Linked DNA regions of Mus musculus: regions 2, 3 and 4 are each linked to region 1. Evidence: chromatin loops called from intact Hi-C (ENCODE). Cell type or tissue: gastrocnemius. All regions are shown on one strand.

Region 1 (2,500 bases):
TAATGGAGATTTATAATTTTTCCTTAGGGTTTTTTTTTTTTTTTAAATGGTGCTAGGGACCAAACCCAGGACAGCACGCATACTGAGGTCCAGCTGTCAGTGAGCTTGCCGCTGCCTCTGTATAAAGCACACCCAGTAGTATACTCAGTTCTGAGCACTCAAGTATGCTGGTGGTGGAACCCAGGGTCTCAGGCACGCTGACACAAACTCTTACACTGTGCTACACTCCCAATCCCAAATGTCCACCAGATGGATGGTTTCTGAGTTACTTTGTATGGTTGTTATCTTCATTCCCACTCTTTCCTTTGAGACGGTGTTTCACCATCTAGTCTGGGTTGGCTTTGAACTCAAAGTGATCTTTTGCCCAAAGTTGCACCCCAACCCACCCCTCCCCCACCCCGACCCCCGCTCCCTGTTAGTTTTGGAATTACAGATGTGCTGCCAGCTACAACGCTTGCCACACTTGGCTCCCTGTTGTAACGCAGAATCAGTCCCTAAACCACGTTAGGAACCCTGGACTCCAGTTTCCAGGATGGACCTGGCCTTTGAATCTGCATTCCCTTGGTCCTCCTGCTCCTCAATCTTTGGACCCTTCTACTCAACTCACAGGCCTATTCAAAACGACAAACCAACCCCAATCCCACTTCTTCTTCCGGCAGCGTGTGTGGGCTTACACATAGGTATCGGATGGAAAGCTGCTTCACGGTAGCAGCTGTTGCACCTTCCTGTTTTCCTCTTTATGCGCATGCTCCTCAAAGACCTTGCTCAGTGCCTCGTCTACAGTTGCTGATTAGTGAAGGTGACATCGAATAGCTCGAAGAACATACATTTACTCATTAAATTCATTTTCTAAGTCAGAGAGCAATGCACCATTTCCCTCTCTTTCACCTGCAGTTGGATCCTCTCAGTTTCTTCTGCTATGCCTTTGGGCCACCCAGCCCTGCTGGCAAGCTGGACTCCTGCACTGAGCAGTTCTGCCAGCAGGTGGCACTGGAAGTCCACAGCTGAGCCAGTCTCTGCTCCTGCCTGACTTCTCATGACCCCTGTGGGTTTGGTCTGCTCGAGGCTTGCACCCTGGAGCTAGCACTAGCCTCCTTGGCCCGTGAAGTTTCTTCTTAACTGTGTGGCAGCAGCCATTGTCCACCTCTCCCCTTTCCTCCTTTCCCTAGAGTATGTGCTTCAGCCATAGCAGAAACAAGGTGGGGCACTAGAAGCAATTGAAAAAAATTTTTTTTTTTTTTTTTTTTTTTTTAAATCATGGAGCATTCTTAAGTTGCCCTTAGCAACAGTTTCTAAGATTCCTCTTCTGGTCTCCTAGGATAACAGTGAACCTCGGGTTAAGGAAGCCCAGCCGCTCCCCTGAAGAGTTCTTGTGGGGGGAAGTAAATGTCCCACCCAGCCCGTGGATGGCTTTCTGGAGAAGGGAAACGGGGGAGAGGGTGAGCGGGGATTACTGGGTCATATTTAAGACACACTTACACTGCACCGATGCCTCAGGCTTAGAGCACCCAGCACAGCAAAGCCCGCACTTAAGACTCCAGGCAGAGTGGTGAAGACGGGGCACGTCTCAGCGGAGAGCGAAGCCGGCCTCGTGGAAGGGAGGCATAGAGGAAGTGCCCACCTCTGCTTTCCTGTGCAGGTGTGGGCAGAGGCCCCAGCTCTCTTGCTGCCCAATCACCCCTGGCTGTGTTCTGAGTCAGGGTGGAGTCCCACGCTGAGGCAGACCCTGGAGGTTCTGGAGAGCTGAAGCAGGGGCTCATAGGAGGGAACTTCGGGCCCATCCAGCTCAATCTATCATTTCACAGATGAACGAACAGATGGGGACCGGGCTCAGCACCACTGAGCGGTGGAGCCGAGTCCATCAGACAACACTGTTGCTATGGTTCTCAATGCACATCCAACATACCGGATGCTCATAGGTCTGTGTCAGGGACTGTGTGTGACAGTTCCTCGGAAGCAACACTTCAAAGGAGATGGCACAATGCTACCCTAATGTGCAAACATGTGTCTTTTGTACCTGCCTCAAGTTGCTTGTGACGAGAGAGCATCAGTCTCTGGCTGATGACAAAAAACAAGGGCCCAGAGGAACGGCCTAAAAGAAAGAAAGGACACAGAGCTCTTGCGGGTATTTCCTGCAAAGTGCTATAATTAAAGTGATATTTTACGAGTGTCTTAGACAGAGGGCAGCTAGGCTCTGAGCTGGGTCTGGGCTCCACAGGTCCATAGAGAGGGGATGAGACACAGGGACAGGGGCTCAGCCATTGCTCTAGTGAAGCAGAGTCCCAGAGGAGGCATCGCAGGGAGCCTGGGAGGAAACCACAGAGCTGGGAAGTTCTGGAGAGCTGCTTAAAGCAGCCACTTGGAATCTGGATTCTGCTGGGGGCACAGTGCCTTCCTGGAGCCCCTGGTGGCTAACACAGACCCTCCTCTGGCCAGGCTTCCTGCCAGCTCAGGGTGCCAGGGTCATCTGCATTATCATTCATCACACTTCCTTTCGCCT
Region 2 (2,500 bases), 250 kb after region 1:
AAAAAAAAGTTATTCTCAACTGTGTTCTACTTGCTATCTTAGCAAAATTATGAAACTTGGTTCATCTTTACATGGCTTTATTACATTGCTGGCGTCTTCTGTTTTTGTAGTTTATTTTAAAAGGGAGACCAAGGTCAAACATGGTAACGAACAGTGTTGCTTTTAGAGAGGAATGCGGATCTAAGGGTGCTGGGGAAAAGAATCAGATGTTTCAATTGTGTAGCGTTCTGTTCATTCAGCCCAATGGCAGGTACTCATCCTGGGAGTTTGAAGCTACAACCATTCTACCTAATACCATGCTACACAGCACTGCCATTGGATAACTTTACAATTCAGGGTTAGTCTCGGCACATCCAAATGCTATCTGTTATGGATGCTAACTTTAGACATGCGGTCGAGAGTTGTAGCCAACCTCCTTAAAATGACCAGTTGGGTGCTTAGGCAGACAACTTAGAACACTCAGAACTCAACTCGGAACAAGCTCTGCACAGGTATCTATTTCCCCTAGCTCTCTTATCAAGTCACTTGGTAAAGATTAGCCAAATCGAACGGGCAATCCCTTACTGCTCCATTCCCAGAGGCTCGAACGCCAGAGACCGGTCCCCTAGAATTTGCCCGTAAGGTAACTCTGGAAGTGACAGACAGCCCGAAGCCGGGATTCTCCCGCCTTTTGATTGGACTTTGCAGGAAGCCCCGCCTCAGAGGCTTGACTCAGGACTGCAATTGGCCTAGTGAGGCTGAGTGGCGGGTCTTGGCCACGCCCCTGCCGTCCGCTGCGCTGCCTGGGCCAGCGCCGTTTCCAGTTGAGAGATGGCGGCCGCCGCAGGTAGATCGCTCCTGCTGCTGCTCTGCTCCCGGGGCGGCGGCGGGGGCGCCGGCGGCTGCGGAGCGCTGACTGCCGGCTGCTTTCCCGGGCTGGGCGTCAGCCGCCACCGGCCGCACCAGCAGCACCGGACGGTGAGCGAGCGCGGCTCCGGGGAGGGCGGGGCGGCGTGGGGAGCCGCGGGCAGGCCGGGGCGCCCGGCGACTTCCCTCAACTCGCGGCCGCCCCGGGGTGGCGGGCCACCGAGCCGCCGTGTCCTTCAGCGCCTGCGGCGGCGGCGGAGAAGGCAGGGCGGGCGGGAGGCAGGAGAGGAGGAGGAGGGGCGACAGCAGGGATGTTCCCGCAGGACTGGGGACGCCAGGGCGGGGAAGGCACGGGACTTGAACCTCTCCCTGACCCGCCTCCGGGCTCGGTCCCTCCTTCCGTCGTTTCTGACAGCTTTGCTCCAATGCTCCCGAACTGAGCCCGGTGCAAGTTGTCCCCTTCTCACCTCCTCTGGGCGGGTTGGAGCGTCCGGAGTTGCCGCGGTTGCCGGTGTGTCAGGAGAGTGGCAGTGCCATGCTGCTGGGAACTGTCCCCGGAGAGCACCCCGGGACCCCAGGAGGCTGCTGCCTCGCCCTCTCCCGGCCCCCTAGGAACACGCAGGGAGGAAAATCAAACTTTATCCTTCTCTGATCAGGTCCCCTGCCTGTGCGTGTTCTGCTTCCTCGAGGTGGATGCTGCATTGCTTCAGGAGGCAAACACCATCCCCTCGGGTTCTTAAAGATCCCGGTGGTCCCTTCCGAGGGTTGTGCACGCGTGCCCAAAGGAAGGGCAGCAGGCACAAGAGAGGCGGCATGGCAAGTTGTTCACAGAGGGAGAGATTTAGTGATTCCATTAATCAGTTCTTGCCGGGTTTCATTGCTTGGCAAAGAAGGAATTCTGTCAGTAGCCCAGGGGCGTGTGTATGTGTAGTGTTGGCGGTATGGTACCTGAGCTTGGCATGGAGTTCTTGACCTAACAGGTCAGCAGGTTCCCTTCCTTTGGACTTTCGAGGCCCATATGTGTTGGTCTCTGGCCAACTCTTGAGAGAACAAGTGTAGGTTTAATTTCATAAGGTGAACTTGTGTAGTGTGATGAGAAGGCTCACTGCAGCTGGCCCAATAGAGAAGGTGCTGCCTTCAGCCCGTGCATCATGATCTGTCTTGTTCTGTTTCCCTGTCTCCTAAGAGGAAAGGACTAGAGCTTTGCAGAGAGGATAGCCCTAGACCTGTGGTAGCATAAAATTGTGGGAACGCACTATGAAAAGAACCGAGGCGCTGAGAATACAAGATAGTATTGCTATTATTAGTGGTAGTGATGGACCTGAGCTTCCTTCTTGTGAGAAGATTGTACTTTTTCATATTTGGCATACTGACATTGCTTTGCTAAAGCTTTTGGGTGAGAGCCGAGTTTTTCTATAGTTCAATTCTGATTTGCATGTATGATAGCCTCCAGTTATGTTCTCTGAAAGACATACAGGCCACCCCCAAAATGTGATGGCAGTCTTTTCCCTCTGAACTATTGGAAAATTTCCCGAGCTATCTTTGTTTTCCAATGAAGCATCCTCCGATTTTGCAGTTTGTTCTTAATACTGTTTGGGTGTGGTATTCAAGTGGTGTTTGAAAATGTGTGCCTCAGATGCACCGGTCTCTGTGT
Region 3 (2,500 bases), 570 kb after region 1:
ATGATGGCATGGGCGTGTCCATTGACCATATTCCAGTACTGGTATGAGGAAGCCTGGGCATGCCTGTTCACACATGTGCTGTGTCCCACTGCCAGCATGAGCACAGCTGTTCATACCGTGTTCGATCCAAGTGTGGCCACCGGGCAGCACAGGCAGGCATGCCTGACCACACTCTGGCACATTTACACGTACCCTCCGGGTGATGACTTGGGCTTGCCAGTTCATCCACCTGCCATATCTAAGCACCATGATGTAGCAGTAAGGCCATGACTGCATGCACACCGGCTGTGTCCCAGCACTGCTATACAGCGGTCTGGACACGCCTGTTTACAAGCCTGCTGTACTTCAGTACTACCACAGGACGGCATGGGCAAGCCTTTTGGCAACCATGCCATGTCCCAGCGATGCCACATGGTGGAACAGATGTGTAAACACATGTTTACACACTTTACATACCTGCCGTGTCCTAGCATTGTCCCTTGCTCATGCAGGACCATCTGTTCCCACATGTCTCTTGCCACATGATGGCCTGGGCATGCGTGTTCATATGCCTGCTATACCATAGTGCCACCCTTGCCAGCCTGTCCATGCCTGTTTGAAGACTCCTGTTTGAATGTCTACTGTGTTCCAGCACCTCTGCGTGGTGATACAGGCGACGCATGGGCTTACACGTTCATATCTACATTCATCCCAACACTGCCACGTAGCAGCACATGCATGTCTTGTTTGCGTGCCCGCCACATCACAGGGCTACTATGTGGAGGCACCGGCATGTCTGTATGCACACCTGACAGTCACACACCTCAGCATGAGGCAGCTTAGGCTTGCTGGTTCACAGGTAGGCTGTGTCGGCTTCTATCGTGTGGCATCCTGTGGACACCTTTTTGCACACCTACCATATGCCAGTGCTGCTATGTGATGGCATAGGCATGTCTATCTGCACACCTGCCATGTTCCAGCACTACCGTGTGATAACCCAAGCATAACTAGCCACATGCCTGTCATATACCAGTGCCACCACATATTGCCCTGGGTTTTCCTATTTACGTGAATGATATGCTCTAGCCTACTTTGTGACAGCTGGGACCTCACTGTCCACAAGCCTGCCATGTCATGTCCAACACCACCATGTCACAGCCCAGGCACGACTGTGTGTATAGACTGTGCATATATCTGTTGTATTCCAGCACCTCCATGTGGCAACCTGGGCTACCTGTTCACACATGTGCCATTTCCAAGTGCCACCACAAGGTGGTGTGGGTTCACTACTCTACATTTGCTAGCTCCCAACACCATCTCGTGATGACAAAGGCTTGCCTGTTTGCATGCCTGCTATGCCAAAGCTTCACCACAGGGTAACACTAGCACACCTATTTGCTGTGTCCCTGGCCTGCCACACTATGGCCTAGGCATGACGGTTCATATATGTGCCACCTGTTTGCACAGTTACTGTGTCCCACTGCTGACATTCGGTGGTGCTGGCTTGCCTGTCCCAGCACCAGCACCTATCAGGGTTGGCATGCCTGTTCACATCTGTGCTGTGTCCCAGTGCCTCGATGTGGAAGTGTGGTTGTATCTATTGGCATCTCTGCTGTATTTCTGTGTAGGGCACTGGGCACGAGAGGAAAGGCATGGAACTGGTGAGGTGGAGCATATTGAAACCCCGGAAATCTGAGACAGCAGAAGTAGAACTACTCCATGCCTGCTTTGGGGCACATAACCGCAACCCCCAACTAAGATGATCACCGGTAGTTGGTCACGTGGCACAGCGCCTGGAACTCTCCCCCATGCAAACAACATCACCAGCATCTTAGCCTCAGTCAATAGAATGTATCTACCCCACAAATTCCATCCCATTCTCCAAGGCTTGTATAATCCCTGTCCGAATGGAATAAAGTACACAAACTATTTCATCAGGGATCATCTGAGACTGGTTGTTTTATTGAGCTGTAACACTTGAACGAGGGCTCGCTCTCCCAAGCACACACTCATCTTTGAAGCTTGGACCCACCTGCCTGGCCAGACTCCTATTGCTCACAGAGACTCACATTAGAGTGCTGGCAGCCAGCATTGCAGCCTCTGCACAGGACTCAGGACTGATTACACCCTGTGCTGGCCACTGGAACCTCTTTATTCCTTTTCTAAGAGCTGGAACACACCCAGTATTCCACAGGGCACCAGAGCCCTGTGGAACCAATTCATCCCAGACTCAGCCTCTTCTGTCTGACATACAGCAGTGTCTGATGCCCCAGAAGGAAGGGGCAGACTGCAGGCTCCACCCACTCTGGACTTTGCCCTGCCTGTGAGCCGGTGTACCAGCATCCCACAGGAGAGGTAGAACCCGGAACTGCACTTTTGTACTGCTGTGTGTGGCCTGGCTGTGCTTGGTCTTGCCGTGTCCCAGGGTCACCATGTGATGGCATGGGCACCCCTGCTGTGTCCCAGCATTGCCATGTGGCAGCCTGAGCATGTCCCATGTGCTATGCTATATGATGGCACA
Region 4 (2,500 bases), 150 kb after region 1:
TACTCATTCATGCACACACATATGCATGTACGCATGCATGCACACATACTCTAAAATGGTAAGTAGAACCATCTCTAGGACTTGGGCAGCTCTTGCAGCAAATGATCAAATCCAAGCATGAAGTGTGAGATCTGCACGGGCCAGTCACACAGGAGCCATGGAGAACATGGGGGCTTACTGCTTGTGAGCGGAGGGAAGGCCAGTCTAGAGGGACTGAAGCTTTGACCTGCAGGAGTGCAGACGCACCTGCTCTAGTTGATGTCAGACCTGAACCAAATCACAAGACACCTCGCTGGTGTTAGAGAACAGGTCAGGGAAGAAATCCACACGGGAGATATTGGATGTGAACTACTGAGTCCTGGGAGACACAGGAGAGGAAGGCAGTTCTCGCCATGGCTTCATTTTTCCTTTATACTGTTGAATTCAGGAAATAAAAGGGTTTTTTTTCTTATAATGTAAATTCCATTGTAAACCCATGATCTCAATCCTGTTTCTAAGAAACTGTATGCTGACTGAAATTGTCTCCTGTCCATGCTTGGTGGTGCTCACCTGTGCTCTGTGCACTTGGCAGGTAGAAAAAGGAGGATCCAGCATTTCAGGCCATCCTCACTTACATGCAGGGTTTAAGGCTAGCCTGGGCTACATGGGAGTATGGTGTATGTCTATTTTTTCGGGGATGGGGGAGCCTGGTCCAACTCCACACAATCCAATTAAATATGGGCAGAAGACTTGAATGGACAAATATTCATTATGAGTCAGGAGGAAAATGTACATCAAAACCACACTGGGACTCTCTACCCAGCAGACTGTCAGAAAATAACACAGAGAATACACGGAGAAAAAGAGGATCCCAGATGCACGGCCAGTAAAAATGCAAAACTGTGGGGATTTCCAATACAAAAATTCCTCAGGAGTGGAATACTGCATTTCCTCCTCGTCCTTCTTCTTCCATCATCCCTTCCTCCTTCCTTCCTCCCTCTCCTCCACCTCCTTTCCCCTCCTCCAATCCCTCCTTTACGAATGGTGCGTTTTTGCATCTGGCCGTTTACTTGGTATACTGTTACCAAGGTTCATTCATGTTGTGGCATATCCCACAACTCCTATCTTTTGAAAAGTGGACTAACATTCCATTGCAGAGCAGGCCCCACTCTGCTCATCCCTCTTCCATCCATAGATACTTGGGCTGTTTTACCACTTTGGTTATTGGGAATAATGTTCCTGATATCTAAATATTCATTTGAATCCTTCCCTTTTTAATTCTATGTGTGGAATTGGAGATTAGAAGGTAATAAAAGGGGCTGGAGAGATAGCTTGGTGGTTAAGATCACAATCACTGACTGCTCTTCCAGAGGACCCTGGTTCAATTCCTAATACCCACATGACAGCTAACAACTGCCTGTACCTCCAGCTTCAGGAGGATGGAGAGATGGCTCAGTGGTTAAGAGCAGGTACTGCACTTGCAGAGGACCCAGGTTTGGTTATCAGGAAGTACCAACATCACCATGCTGACAACCATCTCCAACTCTAGTTCCTGAAGTCCACCGCCCTCTTCTGGTCTCTGTGAGCACTGCATGCACATGCTGCACAGACATGAATAGAGGCAAACATAGACATAAAGTAAAAATAAATAAACCTTAAGATAATAAAAAAAACAAAAAACAAACAGTTTTGACAAGAGGATCTAGATTTAGCACATGGTGGGCCCCAATCCTCTCAAACAGTGATTGGCACAGGAAGTGGGGAGGGGATAATGTACTAGAATATTAAGAGATGAAAGTGATCTCAGAAATTTTCAAGATTTCAGTGTGAAAGGCAACAGGCCAGAAAGGAGATGTTACCAACTTAAGAACAGAAAGCTAGCAAGCAACAAACTGAGAAACAAACCCAGATCTAATAACTCCTTGTCTGACTGTCTTCTTACCCTTTGCTACAGGAATAATGCGAATAGCTTAATACTGAGCAAAGTAACTGGGTGTGGTGCTGAACATTTGTAGTCCCAGGCAAAGAGGAACTGGAGCAGAGGCAGGAGGATCACTGTTAAGGTTGAAGCCTGCCAGAGGTACACAGACTTTGCCTTAAAAAAAAAAACAAAAGCACAATAATTAATATATGTATGTATATTGTATATAATATATATTATGTACATATTCCTATATATGGGAAAAAACTAATACAGGCTTAAGTAAATGAGATCTAGATTCACAAGGTTAGAATATTTATCTAATTCTGTACAGTAGAAACTGAGATTTCCCACAATAGCATTCATGATTCTACAATCTACTCTCTGAACCAATAAATAAATAACACTTCATCTTAATACAGAATGCGCAGTACTTGGGAGTTTATCACTGATTTTAATCTGAGCCTAAGAAAACACACAGTCAAGAAAAATTATTAATGGTAAGAGTTGTTTTCTATAGAGCATGAAATGAAAACCTCTAGGCTAAAGGAACAATGGGCGCCATGCCAAAGTACTGACAACTGAATTGCTTCTTCAAAT

The links. Hi-C counts contacts between places; a loop is a spot of excess contacts. Peaks named below come from ENCODE experiments on the same cell type or tissue, not always from the same donor. Only the 100,000 strongest peaks of a DNase experiment are listed, where the experiment ranks them.
Region 2: it touches region 1 in a loop (2.8-fold over the local background); 9 of 42 quality-filtered maps call a loop at or near these places.
Region 3: a loop joins it to region 1, with 3 times the contacts of the local background. A loop is called at or near these places in 27 of 42 quality-filtered maps.
Region 4: a loop joins it to region 1, with 2.4 times the contacts of the local background. A loop is called at or near these places in 3 of 42 quality-filtered maps.

Annotation. Positions count from the first base shown.
Region 1 is chr10:59,863,752-59,866,251 of GRCm38, reverse strand. It overlaps Micu1 (mitochondrial calcium uptake 1), which reads right to left. Exons shown (of 12, transcript NM_144822.3): 12 at 2,118-2,500. Among named protein-coding and RNA genes, the nearest start is that of Dnajb12, 15 kb to the left of the region's middle. In gastrocnemius, a CTCF peak has its summit at 977 (motif pointing right); DNase peaks (open chromatin) are centred at 983 and 2,479; H3K27ac peaks cover 167 bases.
Region 2 is chr10:59,614,981-59,617,480 of GRCm38, reverse strand. It overlaps Mcu (mitochondrial calcium uniporter), which reads left to right and starts at 789. Exons shown (of 8, transcript NM_001033259.4): 1 at 789-957. The coding sequence starts at 811. In gastrocnemius, a CTCF peak has its summit at 1,488; DNase peaks (open chromatin) are centred at 733 and 1,157; H3K4me3 peaks cover 2,455 bases; H3K27ac peaks cover 2,273 bases.
Region 3 is chr10:59,291,540-59,294,039 of GRCm38, reverse strand. No RefSeq gene overlaps it. Among named protein-coding and RNA genes, the nearest start is that of Gm40670, 26 kb to the right of the region's middle. In gastrocnemius, a CTCF peak has its summit at 1,240; DNase peaks (open chromatin) are centred at 236, 1,264 and 2,407.
Region 4 is chr10:59,709,466-59,711,965 of GRCm38, reverse strand. All of the region lies in intron 1 of Micu1 (mitochondrial calcium uptake 1), which reads right to left. Among named protein-coding and RNA genes, the nearest start is that of Micu1, 8.2 kb to the right of the region's middle. In gastrocnemius, a CTCF peak has its summit at 1,542 (motif pointing left); DNase peaks (open chromatin) are centred at 1,542 and 2,471.